2 separate regions of the Homo sapiens genome follow, and region 1 is linked to region 2. Evidence: chromatin loops called from intact Hi-C (ENCODE). Cell type or tissue: MCF 10A. All regions are shown on one strand.

Evidence for each region. Hi-C counts contacts between places; a loop is a spot of excess contacts. Peaks named below come from ENCODE experiments on the same cell type or tissue, not always from the same donor. Only the 100,000 strongest peaks of a DNase experiment are listed, where the experiment ranks them.
Region 1: it touches region 2 in a loop (8-fold over the local background); 8 of 110 quality-filtered maps call a loop at or near these places.

Annotation. Positions count from the first base shown.
Region 1 is chrX:8,738,796-8,746,795 of GRCh38, reverse strand. No RefSeq gene overlaps it. Among named protein-coding and RNA genes, the nearest start is that of ANOS1, 11 kb to the right of the region's middle. In MCF 10A, CTCF peaks have their summits at 3,470 (motif pointing left) and 7,990; a DNase peak (open chromatin) is centred at 3,455.
Region 2 is chrX:9,984,705-9,992,704 of GRCh38, reverse strand. No RefSeq gene overlaps it. Among named protein-coding and RNA genes, the nearest start is that of CLDN34, 21 kb to the right of the region's middle. In MCF 10A, a CTCF peak has its summit at 3,735 (motif pointing left); no DNase peak of the experiment used is centred here.

The DNA.
Region 1 (8,000 bases), 1.2 Mb after region 2:
TACTCCTATGTGATCTCATTTGGCCCATTTTATTTTGAACATTATGCATATAATGCTGATCCTGAAATCCGTGTCTCCCAGGAGAGTGAAAAACTATAAAGAAAGGCATTCCCTCCCTGCAGACAGGCACAGTGAGCTCCACAGAAGGCCAGCCTCATTCTTATGCCTTTGCGTCCTCATAGCTTAGCTCCCACATATCAGTGAGAACACACAATGTTTGGTTTTCCATTCCTGAGTTACTTCACTTAGAATAATAGTCTCCAATCTCATCCAGGGCACTGCAAATGCTGTTAATTCATTGCTTTTTATGGCTGCATAGTATTCCATCATATATATATCACAGTTTCTTTATCTACTTGTTGATTGATTTGGGTTGGTTCCACAATTTTGCAATTGTGAATGGTGCTGCTATAAACATGTGTGTGCAAACATCTTTTTCGAATAATGACTTCTTTTCCTCTGGGTAGATATCCAGTAGCAGGATTGCTGGATCAAATGGTAGTTCTACTTTTAGTTTTTTAAGGAATCTCCACACTGTTTTCCATAGCGACTGTATTAGTTTACATTCCCACCAGCAGTGTAGAAGTGTTCCCTGTTCATCGCACCCATGCCAAAGATTGGAGACTTGGGGAGAAGAGCGGGAGGGGGACGAGAGACAAAAAAACTACAAATATGGTGCAGTGTACACTGCTCAGGTGATGGGTGCACCAAAATCCCACTAATCACCACTGAAGAACTTACTCATGTAACCAAATACAACCTGTACCCCAATAACTTATGGAAAAATAAAAATAATAATAAAAAAAGAAGACCAGTGTCATTGCAAGCATGGGTTGTTTAAACCACGGAGTTCTCATCTTCTCCTCATGTGTCAGTTCCCTGTCTTGGACTCTTTACCTTCTCATTTTTTCTGACAGTGACATATTGTTTCACTAGGTACTTGAGACAGCTCTACAAAAGTCTAGGGCTATTTTATCCCCAAGGCTAACACTTTTCAGTCATCTGAACACTATCTTTTGGTTCCTTATTATTCCTAAGAAAAACACTCAATTACTAAGCCTTATTCTTCTCTGACTTTCCATCCAGAAAGAATACAAAACAAACAAACAAACAAACCATTGCTTTCTGACCCATTCTTTTAACAAATGATGCATTTAATATTGCAACAGAAGCTTAGGACCCTGTGTTGCTGCTTAAGTGACCATGCAGTGTCTGGCACTGTTATTTTGACTTCATTATATTTTTAATTTTCAGGTACACTGAGTTAGATAAATTGTAACTCCTGGTCCGTGACATTTGCAACATTGTTCCAGGTATAGCCCATTTTACTTATTTAGCTAACTATTTAATTAGGTATTGTTAATAGCGTAATGGACACCAGAAAATCCCACTGCCACTAACAAAAGCTAGGCCTTATACAATCAACAAATCCTCCTGTTTTACCCACTATTATCTTATAATCTATGTCTACGATGATCGCTTCTTCCCCTTTTATATAAATTTATTGCATATACTTGTGTTTTTTTTTTTTTTTTGAGACAGAGTCTCCCTCTGTCACCCAGCCTGGGGTGCAGTGGCACGATCTCTGCTCACTGCAACCTTTGCCTCCTGGGTTTAAGCTATTCTCCTGCCTCAGCCTCCTGAGTAGTTGGTACTACAGTGCATGCCACCATGCCCGGCTAATTTTTCTATTTTTGTAGACAGGGTTTTGCCATGTTGGCCAGGCTGGTCTCGAACTCCTGACCTCAAGTGATCCACCCACCTTGGCCTCCCAAAGTGCTGGGATTACAGGCATGAGCCATGGCGCCTGCCCTATTGCATATATTTGCTACTAATAAGTATTTTTTTTATTCTAGTTACCTTTAACTTTATAAAGAGATAGTATATCTTACCATGTGTAGTCTGTTGGCATTTTTTTCACATACTGTTAAGGTTTTTGTTTAACATATGCATTTCTGTAGTTAATTTTAACAGCTGTACAATATTTCAGTATGTGAATGTGCAAGAGTTTATGCAGCTGTTGTCCTATCGATGGACACTTTATTGGTTTCAGGATTTTGATAACGTGAGCTGTGCTGCTGTAAAGTTGCTTGGTCAAGACTTTGATAATATATATGCGGTAGCTTCAGTTGGGTTGCACCAGGAGTGAAAATGAGGGATCGTCATCTATGCGGGTGGTTGGTTTTTTGGTGGTGATGTCCGACTCTTTTCCAGAGTCATTGCATTAATCGATACTCGCACCAGCAAAGTATCAAAGATGCTTTGAAGCCAGGTGCAGCGGTTCATGCCTGTAGTCCCAGCTACTCAGAAGGCTGAGACAGGAAGATCGCTTGAATCCAGGAGTTTGAGACCAGCACGGGCAATAGTAATACCCCATCTCTAATATCTTAAAAATAAAAGATGCTGTAGAGCCATACACTTTCAAAGAAGTTAGCATGGTCAGACTTCTAAATTGCAGCTGAATTAGCATGGTCAGACTTTTATTAAATTGTTGCCAAAGTAAAAAATAACAGAGAGTGTGGGCTTATTTTATATTTTTTCCAATCACCAATGATGCTAAACATGTCTTTTAGAAACACGTTTCTTCCTCTGTCCATGCCTGTTTATAAGATTTTCTCTTTTTTTTTTTTGTTCTGTTTGTGCTCTTTTCTTTTCATGTGTAGGAATTAATTCCATATTCTTTATTCCAACACTTTGTCTGGTGTGTATTGTGAAGGCATTTTCTACCACATTGTAATTAGTCTCTTTTCTTTCTTTAAGATGTCTTTGGTAAACAATATGCCTTAATTTTAACATGACCAAGTGGATTGAAATTTTCTCTCTCTCTGTTTTTTGTTTGTTTGTTTGTTTTGTTTTGTTTTGTTTTTTTGATGGAGTCTTGCTCTGTCACCAGGCTGGAGTGCAGTGGCATGATCTCGGCTCACTACAACCTCCACCTCCCTGGTTCAAGCAATTCCCCTGCCTCAGCTTCCTGGATAGCTGGGATTACAGGCACACGCCACCATGCCCGGCTAATTTTTTTTTTTTTTTTTTTTTTTTTTTTTTTTTTGTATTTTTAGTAGAGACGGGGTTTCACCATGTTCGCCAGACTGGTCTCGAACTCCTGACCTCAGGCAATCCTCCCGCCTCGGCCTCCCAAAGTGCTGAGATTACAGATGTGAGCCACTGCGCCCGGCCTCTCTATCTTTTTTTAGTTAATGCATTTTGTGCTTTACTTAAGAAGTATCTCTCTAATACTAAATTCATCTTTGATCTGACACCTGATTTGTCTCTCAGGTAATGGTTTGAGGATTTCCTTCCTTGCTTCGCTGGTCCTCTTCAGGCTTTGCTGGAGGATAATTCATTATTGCCATCTTAAGCTTTGTCTTCGAAGGTGTCTTGTCTATGAGGGAACTTCAGGCTCCAGTGTCAACTCTGACTTTGGAAGCAAGTTCTGGGGCTTTCTCCCAGGGTAGCCCTTTGGTGCCCCCTGCTGGCAAGTGTAACCAGGACAGCCAGCATTAAATCAGCCAAACTACTAATACATTCTGGGAAGCAGAGAGAATGTGGTCTGATGAATTTTGGGTTTAGGCCTCCATAATTTCAGATAACGTTTATGCTATTCGTAAATTCTTATATCATACTTCTGAACACCTAGAGTAAAAATTACATATTGAATACAACAATTAAGAAGTTGTAAGAAAAAAAGAGGCCGCAAATTGAGGAGTGTCGAGTATTTCCAGTTCCAGGCAAATAATTTGTTGAGCGCCTATCAGAAATAGCCATCAGCCATAAGAAGTGGAGATGGACATGGACATGTAAACAAAGACTTGATAAGGCGTGGCGAACATAATAAAAATGAACAGCATGAAGAAAATACTCAGGAGGTGTCATCTGAGAATGTTAGAAAAGGCTGCCCATAGGACAATACAGTTACCTAAGGTGGGGACAATAATACATTTCTCAGTGCACCAGGGTTGGCAGGCCAAGAGGAGAGACGACCATTTCAGGGGAGAGAGCAACATCCACCACTGGCATGGGCATGGAGTGACAGCGTGAAGGCGCCAGCTGTTTAGTTCTTCCGTAGCGTGGCTGACACTGATGGGTCTGGGGAAAGATGAACTTTGAGGAGGGAAGACATTATAAAGCAACTCTTACTGCATGATAAACAACTGTCACATCAGCAGGGGGGATCCAGCCATGATTTTTAAAGAGGGCAACAATAATAGCATATCCTAATTTTAGAAAGACGTGATAAGAGCTAACACTTCCGGTGGTGTTCACCGATATTAACTCAGTGAATACTTATGACACCACAAAGTTGGTATGTTTTTCCCATTTTCCATTTGAGAACACTGAGCTACAGAGAACATATATAATATCCCCAAGTCCACACTTCTAAAAGCTTCCACAGGGTCGACTGGGGTTCATACCCAGGCAGTCTTTTGCAGGCTCTATGCTTTCAGCAGCTTTTATTTAATTGACCGTCTTGGGTACTTTTGCAATAGGCCAGGCACGCTTCCTGCACTGGGCAATGGGGGCTGGGTTCCTGAGGCAGGATTGTGCGTGTGTCTCGCCCTTGGAAACGCCCAACAGGGAGTTGGTCTTACGTAGCGTAGTGAAAGCTCAGGGCAGAGGTGGTTGAGAGAGACACATGCAAATCTTACAGCTCTGCAGAGCAACTAGGGAAAGGCCCCCAAGGAGCCACTCGTAGACACCGCCTCTTTGCATAGCTGCTTGACCCAAAGCAGAGTCTTCATCTCTGGGAAGGAAACTCAGGGTCTGTGGTGGGCCCCGGTCAAAAATAAATGACCCACACCTGGGCCAGAGCCCCTCACCCAAGTGGACACCAAGTCAGGACTGGCAAACGAGATTCTGGTTTTCACAGCATAGAGAGAAGACAGAGCCCCAGTACTGACTGGGCTCTGTAAGGTAGAGCAACAGTGTCCTCAATTCCTGCCACATGGACTTCTTTCCCATGCAAAGCCTCCTTGTCCAACTTGCCCTTCGATTCTATCACATGGAACAGATTATTTCAAGAACAGTGACGAATCCAGAAGGATGTAAAAAGAGGCTCCAGGGAAAAAAACTGAGGAAGAGACATGGGAAATCTAGGGATATGTGCTGTTTAGGAACAGGAGTTTCAAAGGAAGGGGTCTTGGGAATAAGTCAGTTCCATAAGCTCAACAAGGTAAGAGCAAAGCAGATGGGGAGATTTTTGTATCCTCAGCAAGAAGTAATTCCCTTGTCTGCTGAGTGGCTTGAAGACCACTGAGTGGGAAATCTTCTGGTCCAAAATGACAGAAAAGACCCGTGTTCTACTTTGAAAAAATGAACAACGATAATGAGGACAGGATATAACTGCTAATCTAGAATTCTGTTGTAGAAAGAGTATTCTCCAAAAATAAAAATGAAACAAAGACATGGCAATGCATCCCCTCAAAAAGAAATCTGAGGCCGGGCATGGTGGCTCACGCCTGTAATCCCAGCACTTTGGGAGGCCGAGGCGGGCAAATCACCTGAAGTCGGGAGTTCAAGACCAGCCTGGCCAACATGGAGAAACCCTTTCTCTACTAAAAAACACAAAATTAGCCGGACGTGGTGGCGCATGCCTGTAATCCCAGCTACTTGGGAGGCTGAGGCAGAAGAATCACTTGAACCCAGGAGGCGGAGGTTGCGGTGAGCCGAGATCGCACCATTGCACTCCAGCCTGGGCAAAAAGAGCGAAACTCCATCTCAAAAAAAAAAAAAAAAAAAAGGAAATCTGAGAAAATCTGTTTCCAATAGAACCATACTAATATATATATACAGTTGCATATATTTAACTTCTTCCAGCAGAAGGAATGATCCCAGATGGAAACATGGAAATATAAGAAAGAAGAAGCAATGTAAAGGATAAATAAATATTAAATCATAATGAATATTGAGTGTATAAAACAAAAATAATAAGGCTTGTAAAATTTAAATTATATAATTAGAATTAAAATGTACAAACTGACAAAGAAAAATAGAGTCTACAAATAGTCCTTGTACTTATGGAAATTTTGTGTATATATACATACAAAATTGTATCTATCTAAATTATCTATCTATCTATCTATCTATCTATCTATCTATCTATCTATCTATCTATGATGTCTTATAATCCCTTAATGTCTGAGTAGGCAGTTATGATAGTCATAACTTTAAAGTTTTTGCAGACAATGATAAAAAGTCTTTTGATTTTAAATAAACAATGAACATGTGCACCTAATCTTCTGAAAACAGAAAAGGGTTTAGATCTCTTTTCATTTCTTTCTTTGTGCATAATGCCAGGAAGCAGTAATTCACTGGGCGACATCCTACTAATATAAATGAGCTGACCATTTCTCCAATCACGCCACTGGTCTTCACTGGCTTCCTCTGTATCAGTAATTCAGGAGCATTTCTGCCTGTATGAATGCTCTCAACTGAATGCTTTTCCTAGCACCGTCCTCCTCCATATATGAAAAGCATTATGAACATTGAGATGCTGGAAATAAATTCCTCAGGGATAAATACCACCTGAACTCTCATCAATTCAGAATGGTAGCTACTAATTATTTGCAGGAGAGGAAAAAGAAAAGTGTTGAATACATATGGACACCTCCCCTTCAGTTTCTTTTTGAGCACAGAAGTTGTTACCATGTTGCTAACTACCTTAGCTATCTCAGGCAATGTCCAGAAAGACCAGGAAGAAACATTCCCATTAGGAATCGCCATTTAAACATCAAGTGAATCCCATTCACCATCTTTTTTTCTTTTCTGTTTTCTTATTATTTTAGAAAACAGGGTCTCACTTTGTTACCCAGCATGGAGTGCAGTGGTGCAATCACAGCTCACTGCAGCCTCAACCTCCCAGGCTCAGGCGATCTTACTTCAGCCTCTCTGGGACTAGGGGTGTGTGCCACTTGCCCTGATTATTTTATTTTATTTATTTATTTATTTATTTGGCAGAGACAAGGTCTTGTTATGTTGCCCAGGCTCCATTTACCATGTTTGATATTCAACTGTTGTCCATCTGTGTCCCAGTGAAACACAGATTGCTAAGAAAACAAAAGGCGAAGTGAACTCCTGGCCTTGGCACTCCATGGAACTCAAAGTCGACCTTTGATGTGCTACATAGTGCCTGAGGAGGGCTGGGCATTCAGAGTCCCAGAAACAATGAGGAGAAGAGACCAGAAGGGAGTCAGCTTTGCTCTCTGACTCTGAAACACCCAAAATTCAATCTCAGAGCGGAATATTCTCCAGTTGGTTCATGCTAGCCACTACAGAAAATCCTGGAAATAAAATATGTCTCTTTGTTTTGTTTTATTTGTGGTCCTAGGGGATGCTTTTTATTAGCTCCAGTGGATACAGAAGAGGAAACAGTTAGTTCATGCCTTAGTTACATTCAGAGGCCCTGCCCGCTTGGTCTTGGAGCAATGCAGGGCTTCCCCCAGGTTTCCAAACATGTTTATGTTCATCTCTTGGCTGTTGTCTCATCTTGTGCAGAGCGGCTGGCGAGTGTTGAAAGGTAGTTTCTGGGTCTTCTTCATGTTCTCTAAGGCAGCAGATAAAGCCTGTCAACTTTTTTTGCCCTTCTTTTCCCTGGCGTCAAATTTTATTCATATGTTCTCACATTTTACAAAATCTTAAAAAGCAAGCCATGTAGGAGCTGCAAAAAAAGTGGTTCCAAACAGATGCTTCCATAGATGTAATTCACAGTCCACCTTTGTCAGTTAATTTTGTAGGGAATATTTGGAAAGTGTTTAAAAGTTAGGAAAAAATTGTTTGAAACTGCTATACTAATCTCCCTAATTTAGGTCAGTGTGACTGTAGAGATGCAGGAACGCCTTGCAATATTGAAATCCACACTGGAAGTAATTAAGTTAGTGCTAAGTGAAAATGTGGCATGATTACCCCAGTCAGATATATGCTGTAGAGTGGACAGCTTTGTCCTAAAATTAGGTTATCTCACAGAGACGGTTCTGTGCTTTCCTTCCCGTTTTATTTAAATGGCC
Region 2 (8,000 bases):
GTACATAGTAGGTGTATATAGTAGGAAAGTACAGAAGAAGTCTGAAACTAGCAGAGGCTAGTTCATGAAGTTTAAGGAAAGAAGCCGTCTCCATAACATAAAAGTGCTGACGGAGAGATCGCAGCAAGTTCTCCAGAAGACCTAGCTGAAATCACGGATGGAAGCCGGGCTGGGTATCCTTTGGCATTCACGCCCCGGGGCTCCATGTCCTGTGAGAGGGGATCTGGCTCCCGGGGTCTATGGCAAGACCATCGTCCCCAGAACGTGCAGAAGCAGGCCGAGCTGAAGGGGAGGGCAGAGAATCGGATTCCCCAGGGCACAGTGAAGCTGGTACCACGCACCCACGAGGACGCCCCTACCATAGACTTCCAGGCTGCTCCAAAGCTCGCTCAGCGCCCACTGCCCCTGGGCCGCCACCCCCGCCTCCGGGAGGAAGGGCCCCAGGCCGGTAGCTCTGCAGCCGCGGGCGCAGTCAGAGCCGCTCTGCTCTCACAGCGCTGCGGTGCCGCGGGGCCCTGTCCCAGCTGCCTCCTTCCGCGGGCTCAGCTGTCTCCACGAAAACCCACGACTGTTCCGAGTGGCATCTGGAACAGTGAGTCCTTTCCGTTGGATTGGCCCAGATGCATCAGAGGAATCGCTCTCTATGGCGGCTATAGCTTTATGAAATGGACTTCTTCAACAATAAGACTTGAAAGGGGAGATGATCCGTGGAGCCATGGGCTGCAGAATGCATGTTGTGCTCGCAGGCCTGAAAACAATGTGAATCTCCCTGGAGCTCTCCCTCAGAGCTCTTGGGTGACCAGGTGCCTTGTCAATGGGTAGTAGCATTTGAAAAGGAATCTTTTTTCTGAGCAGTACTTCTCAACAGTGGGCTTAAAACACTCGGTAAACCAGTAAACCATGCTCTAGACAGACGTGCTGTCATCCGGGCTTTGTTCCATTTCTAGAGCACAGGCAGAGTAGATTTAGCATCATTCTTAAGGGCCTTAGGATTTTTGGAACGGCAAATGAGTGTCGGCTTCAATTTAAAGTCACCAGCTGCATTAGCCCCTGACAAGAGGCAGCCTGTCCTTTGAAGCTGTGAAGCCTCTCCAGGTATGAAAGTCCTAGTAGCATCTTCTTCCAATATAAGCCCATTCGTCTACATTGAAAATGTGTTGTTGAGTGTGGCCACCTTCATCCGTGGTCTCAGCTAGGTCTTCTGGAGCACTTGCTGCTGCACCCTGCACTTTTATGTTATGGAGACGGCTTCTTTCCTTAAGCTTCATGAACTAGCCTCTGCTAGCTTCAAACTTCTTCAGTAGTTTCCTACTATATACACCTACTATGTACTCGCAATCATTGTTTATGTATTATTTACTTATTTATTTTTTGAGACAGTCTTGCTCTGTCACCCCCGCCAGAGTGCAATGGCACAATCTCGGCTCACTGCAACCTCTGCCTCCCGGGTTCAAGTGATTCTCCTGACTCAGCCTCCCGAGTAGCTGGGATTACAGGTGCCTGCCACCATGCCCGCCTAATTTTTGAATTTTTAGTAGAGACGGGGTTTCACCATGTTGGCCAGGCTGGTCTCGAACTTCTGGCCTAAGGTGATCTGCCCACCTCGGCCTCCCAAAGTGTTGGGATTACAGGCATGAGCCACCGTGCCCGGCCACAAACTTTTTTTTTTTTAAATTTTAAAAAGCAAACAATTGTATGGGGTGGCACATTTTGCTTTAAAAACATGTCATTTCCTGTTTCCAGCACACATCTGTGAACATGAAGATAATTTCAGAGTGTTAATCTTGGTTATACCTGAGTAGTGCCACAACAGGTGATTTAGAGTTTTATCCTATTCTGTATACCAACTTTGCAATAAATATATAGTAATTCTTTCATAAAAATTAACAATATAATGAATAATTTGCTTGTGCAAGTAACATGTCAAAATAAACAACTGAGCAATGAACAGCAATAGTGTTCAATTTCAGGACAAATACTGTACTCGGAAGGGCTTATGCTGCCACCTTGCAGAAGAATGCTTTATGAATGTAGAGTAATTTATAAAATCCAGATGTGTTCATTATTTATAACTTTTATTAAAAATTCATACATGCTCAGTATAGAACAAAGAATCCATAAAAGTACAAAGAAAGAAAAAATTACCCATAATTTCACTTTACCATTGACTCAAGATTCTGAGTTCCTAGGTAGGAGAGATACACAAATCAGGGTATAATAGTTCTCTCAGTATAAAGTCAGCTTTTCTGCTATTTAGGTGCTAATCTTGGACATGGTTCTTATACTTGATTCTTGCTTTGTTTACCTAAAATCAAGTTTCTTCATTTATACAAATATCTAGTAGTTTGACCCTTTGACCCTGTTCAGATATTCAGATATCTTGGTTGCTTTAATTTCTTTTCTTTTTTTTTTTTTTTTTTTTTTGAGACAGAGTTTTGCTCTCGTTGCCCAGGCTAGAGTGCAATGGCTCCATCTCAGGCTCACCGCAACCTCCACCTCCTGGGTTCAAGCAATTCTTCTGCCTCAGCCTCCCAAGTAGCTGGGATTACAGGCACCCATCACCACATCCGGCTAATTTTGTAATTTTAGTAGAAATGGGGTTTCTCCATGTTGCTCAGGCTGGTCTCGAACTCCCGGCCTCAGGTGATCCACTTGCCTCGGCCTCCCAAAGTGCTGGGATTACAGGCGAGAGCCACCACGCCTGGCCAGTTCTTTTCTTTTCTATTAAAAATAAATGTTGCCATGAACATCTCACACACACACACACACATACACACACACACACACACACACCCACAGACATACCTTGGATATATTGCAGGTTCAGTTCCAGACCACCAAAATAATGCAAATATCTCTATAACCTGAGTCGCATATTTTTTTTGGTTTTCCAATGCATATAAACATTATGTTTACTCTATATTGTAGTCTTCAGTGTGCAATAGTATTATGCCTTAAAAAAATGTAGTATCCTAAATTAAAATTACTATATTGCAGGCCGGGCGAGGTGGCTCATGCCTGTGATCCCGCCACTTTGGGAGGCCTAGGCGGGAGGATTGCTTGAGCTCAGGAATTCAAGACCAGCCTGGACAACATGGCAATACCCCATCTCTACAAAAAATACAAAAATTAGCCAGGCGTGGTGGTGCACACCTGTAGTCCCAACTATTCTGGAGGCTGAGGTGGGAGGATCGCTTGCGCCCGGGTGGTTGAGGCTTCAGTGAGCCGTGATAGTGCCACTGCACTCCAGGAGTCTGGGCGAGAGTGAGACCTAGTCTCAAAAAACAAAAAACACTTTATTGCTAAAAAATGCTAAGGATCATGTGAGCATTTAGTGAGTTGTAATCATTTTGCTGGTGGAGGGTCTTGCCTTTATGTCGCTGGCTGCTGACTGATCAGGGTGGTGATTGCTGAAGGCTGGGTTGGCTATGGCAATTTCTTAAAATAACACAGCAAGGAAGTTTGCTGCATCAATTGGCTCTACCTTTCACAAAAGATTTCTCTGTAGCATGCGATGCTTTTTGATAGCATTTTACTCACATTAGAACTTCTTTCAAAAGTAGAGTCAATCTTTTCAAGCCCTGTTACTGGTTTATCAACTAGGTTGACATAATATTCTAATCCTTTGTGCAAGTAACATGTCAAAATAAACACCTAGTCAATTAACAGCAGTAATGTTCAATGTCAGACCAAATACTGTGTTCTGAGACAATTTTTGCTATTTTGACGTGCTTATGCTGTCACCTGGTGGAGAAATGGAAGAATCCCACTAATTTATCAACTAAGTTTATGGAATATTCTAATCTTTTGTTGTCATTTCAATAATGTTCACAACATCTTCACCAGGAGGAGATTGTGTCTTAAGAAACTACTTTCTTTGCTCATCCATAAGAAGCAACTCCTGATCCAGGGACAATGGCTCACACCTGTAATTCCAACACTTTGGGAGGCCAAGGCAGGAAGGTCTCTTAAGCAGGAGTTCGAGACCAGCATGGACAACAAAGTGAGACCCCCATCTCTGCAAAAAAAAAAATAAACTATTAGCCGGGCATGGTGGCACATGACTGTAGTCTCAGCTACTCGGGAGGCTGAGGCTATAGTGAGCCGAGATCACACCACTGCACTCCAGCCTGGGTGACAGAGTGAGACCCTGTTTAAAAAAATTAAAATAAAAGTAGTACTTGGATATTGTTTTTAAAAAGAAAGAAAAAGCTCAATCAATGCATGGAGTATGAACAAGTAAATAAAAATCACCTATAATTTCATCATAGTTAACATTTTAGCCCATTTCCACCCCATCTTTATCCAGCTCATATTTTTCAAGCTGGAATCTTCTTTTATATGCATTTTGGTTTTTGTTGTTCTTTGCTCTGTATTTTTCCCATTTTATTATGAACCTTTTTTTTTTTTGAGACAGGGTCTCACTTTTTCACTCAGGCTGGAGTGAAGTGGCGTGATCATAGCTCCTTGCAGCCGTTAACTCCGGGGCTCAATAGACCCTCCTCCCTCAGCTTCTTGAGTATTTGGGACCACAGGCATGCAACACCACATCCAACTAATTTTTGTAAAAATTTTTAGTAGAAACAAGGTCTCCTTATGTTGCCCAGGCTGGTCTTGAACTCCTGGGCTCCATCGATCCTCCCGCCTCAGCCTCCCAAAGTGTTGGGATTACAGGCGTGAGCCACTGTGTCCAGCCAAAAACTTTCCCATATTAAACAAGGTTGAAAAAATTTTAGCGAACAACTCAAATACCACCCAGATTCTCTCATTAACATTCTACTGTATTTTCCTTTTTCTTTTTATTCATTTTTCTGCTCTGATAAGAGGCAGATTACTATAGTCTTTTTCATGTACCTATTCATTTGTTCATCCCTCTATCCATCCATCAATCCATCTTATTCTTTCATACATTTCATAGTAAATTGCAGACATCAGTACACATCCCCCTAAGTTTTCAGCAAGTATGCCACTAACTAGAGATTGATATGTGTTTACACTGGTTTTCTTTGGATATAAACTTTACACTTAATAAACTGTAACAATCTTAATACATGCAGGTTTTGCTCATTTTTTGCATTTGCCGATTTTCATAAACATTTTGCTTAGCATCACATTAAGCCAACAAATTAATCTCAGAAGGTGGAACAACTTTGCAAAATTTAATTTCCCCATCTGGGACTGGGGACATGTCTCCATGGCTTCTTTTGGCTCTTACTAAGGTTGAGCAGTTTGCAACATACAGGGTCTTGCACATTTCATATTAAGCTTATTGCTAGATATTTGGGAGTTTATTGCTTTTTTGTGTGAAAGTACTCTGTTTCAATTCTAATTTCAAACTGGCTCATTGTGTAGGAACACGAAAAGATTGTTGATGTTTGTGTATTTAGTATCCAGCTATATAATTGAACTTTCTGTTGTAGTGTAATAACTTTTCTTGGACTTTTTTTAGGTATAGGGTCAACTTAGCTGAACAAAGATTCACACACCCTTCTAGGATAATTATACCTCTTTTCTCTGTCTCCTGACTTACAGCACCCTGGCTAGAACTTCCAGAACAATCTAGCTGGGCGTGGTGGTGTACGCCTGTAATCCCAGCTATTCAGGAGGCTGAGGCAGGAGAATCGCTTGAACCTGGGAGGCAGAGGCTGCAGTGAGCCAAGATCACGCCATTGCATTCTAGCCTGGGCAACAGACTGAGACTCCGTCTCAAAAAAAAAAAAAAAAAAAAAAAAAAAAGGAACTTCCAGAGCAATCTTACGTAACTTTGGTAATGACAAGTTTTCAAGTCTGGTTCCCTATTTTCAGGGAATTCTTCTAATGTAGTGATTCACAAGTGTGGGAAGACCAGGGTCAGTGAAGGGGGTGCTTTGCTGGGGGGAGGGTGGATTTGAACAAGGCCCCACAGGCGATCCTGAAATGGCCCCCACCACTCCAAGGTTAGAAAAAACTGTACTAATCCTTCATCGTTAAAGATATATTTAAGTGTTCGTTTAAGATAGACAGCATTGAATGAAGTGTCTTTTGTTTTTTTAGTTTACAAAGGGTGCTTATCGGAAATTAATGTGGAACTCTCTCGCTCTTTCTCTCTTTATATATATATATATATATACCAGTTTTACTGAGGTATAATCCACATACTGTACAACTCGCCTGTGTAAAGCATACAATGCAGTGGTTTTTAGTACATTCACAAGGTTGTGCGACCATTGTCACCATCAATTTCAGAACATTTTTGTCCCTCCTAAAACGACCCCTGTGCCCATGAGCAGTCACTCCCCATTCCCCTCTTCCCAGCCCCTGCCCACCATTCATCTACTTTCTGTTTCTATGAATTTCTCTACTCTGGACATTTCATATAAATGGAATTGTACAATTTGTGGCCTTTTGTGTCTGACTTTTTTCACTCGACATCATGTTTTCAAGGTTCATCCACATCGTGTTTGCAAGGTAGTGGTAGGAAAACAAAAGCTGTTTCCCGATTTCTTCCCACCAAGTTCAGCTGTTTCAATGATCCTATGACGAAGATTGTGCCACAAGGAATAGCCTTGTGGATGTGACAGTTACCATCCACGGGCCCACTGTGTCCTAGTGGAACTCCATTCAGAGCCTGGGTTTGATGACCTTATGGGATTTCTTCTGGACCTTTCAGTGAGGACTCTATCACTACACGGTCCGTCGCATCTGGCTTACTCACAGCTACCCAAACCCCACCTCGGCTGTAGTAGCCAGGAAGTTGAAGGCCTGAAGTGCATTTACCAGCCAAGGTTTCAGCATCTCGTCACACACTGCCTCAGTAGCTTACGAACAACATGAGAGGCCTCCGTGAGCACGGGAAGTTGCCCAACGGAGAAGTGCAGGTGTCCCCTCCGGTCACCGCATTTGCTTGTCCTCTGTTTCCCAGTAACCCCCACATCCCGGCACTGCTGCCCCTCCATCTCTCTTCCTCTCTCCCCACGGCTCTGCCATGCCCCTGATTTGGGCCATCACCACCTCTCCTTGGAATTGCTGTCCCACCTGTCACCAGCCTCTGCCTCCAGCTTGGCAAGGCTGCCTGACAAGAATGACCGCCAAGGCCTCTGGTGCCTGATCCAATCTTGCCCACCTCTTGAGGCCAGATTCCTTCCAGGTTAATGGGGGCAGAAAGAGAACTGTGAGCTCCCGTCTGTGGGGATCTCACTCATGCACAGGTTGAGAGCCAGAGTGGCATTCATGAGCAGAAACTTCTTTTCCTGGTGTAGGTCTGTGAACAATCCCTCAGGGCACTTTCATCAACATGTCATCGTCACCAGAATCCATAGTTGACATTAGGGTTCATCCTTGGTGTTGTACATTCTATGGATTTGGACAAACGTACAATGATATGTGTTCATCATTATGGTAGCATACAGATAGTTTCACTGCCCTAAAAATCCTCTGCAATCCCCTCTTCATCTTTCCTTCTTCTCTAGCCCCTGGAAACCACCGATTGTTTTACTGTCTCCATAGTTTTGCCGTTTCCAGAGGGTCACACTGTTGAACTCTTACCGTCCGTAGCCTTTCAGATGGGCTTCTTTCACTGGGAAATATGCATTTAGGGTTCCTCCATGTCTTGTCATGGCTTGATAGCTCATTTCTTTTTGTGCTGAAAAATATCCAATTGTCTTAATGTATCACATTGTTTATCCACTCATCTACCAAAGGACATCTTTGTTACTTCCAAGTTTTGGCAATTATGAGTAAAGCTGCTATAATCATCTGTGCGCAGGTTTTTCTGTGGACGTGAATTCTCAGCTCATTTGGATAAAAACCAAGGAACACAATTGTGGGATCATAAGGGTCTGTCTCTTCTAATTCAAAATGATCCCAATCTCTGGTTTTAATGGAAGGTGTGGGTAATTAATTAGATGTTTTCTCTGAAGGTAGGTTTAGGAATGATGGAACCAGATACAGATACCAAACCCTGGAAGAGACAATACTAAAGAGAATTTAAAATAATTAAAAGTGAAGAAATACTCTTTTTA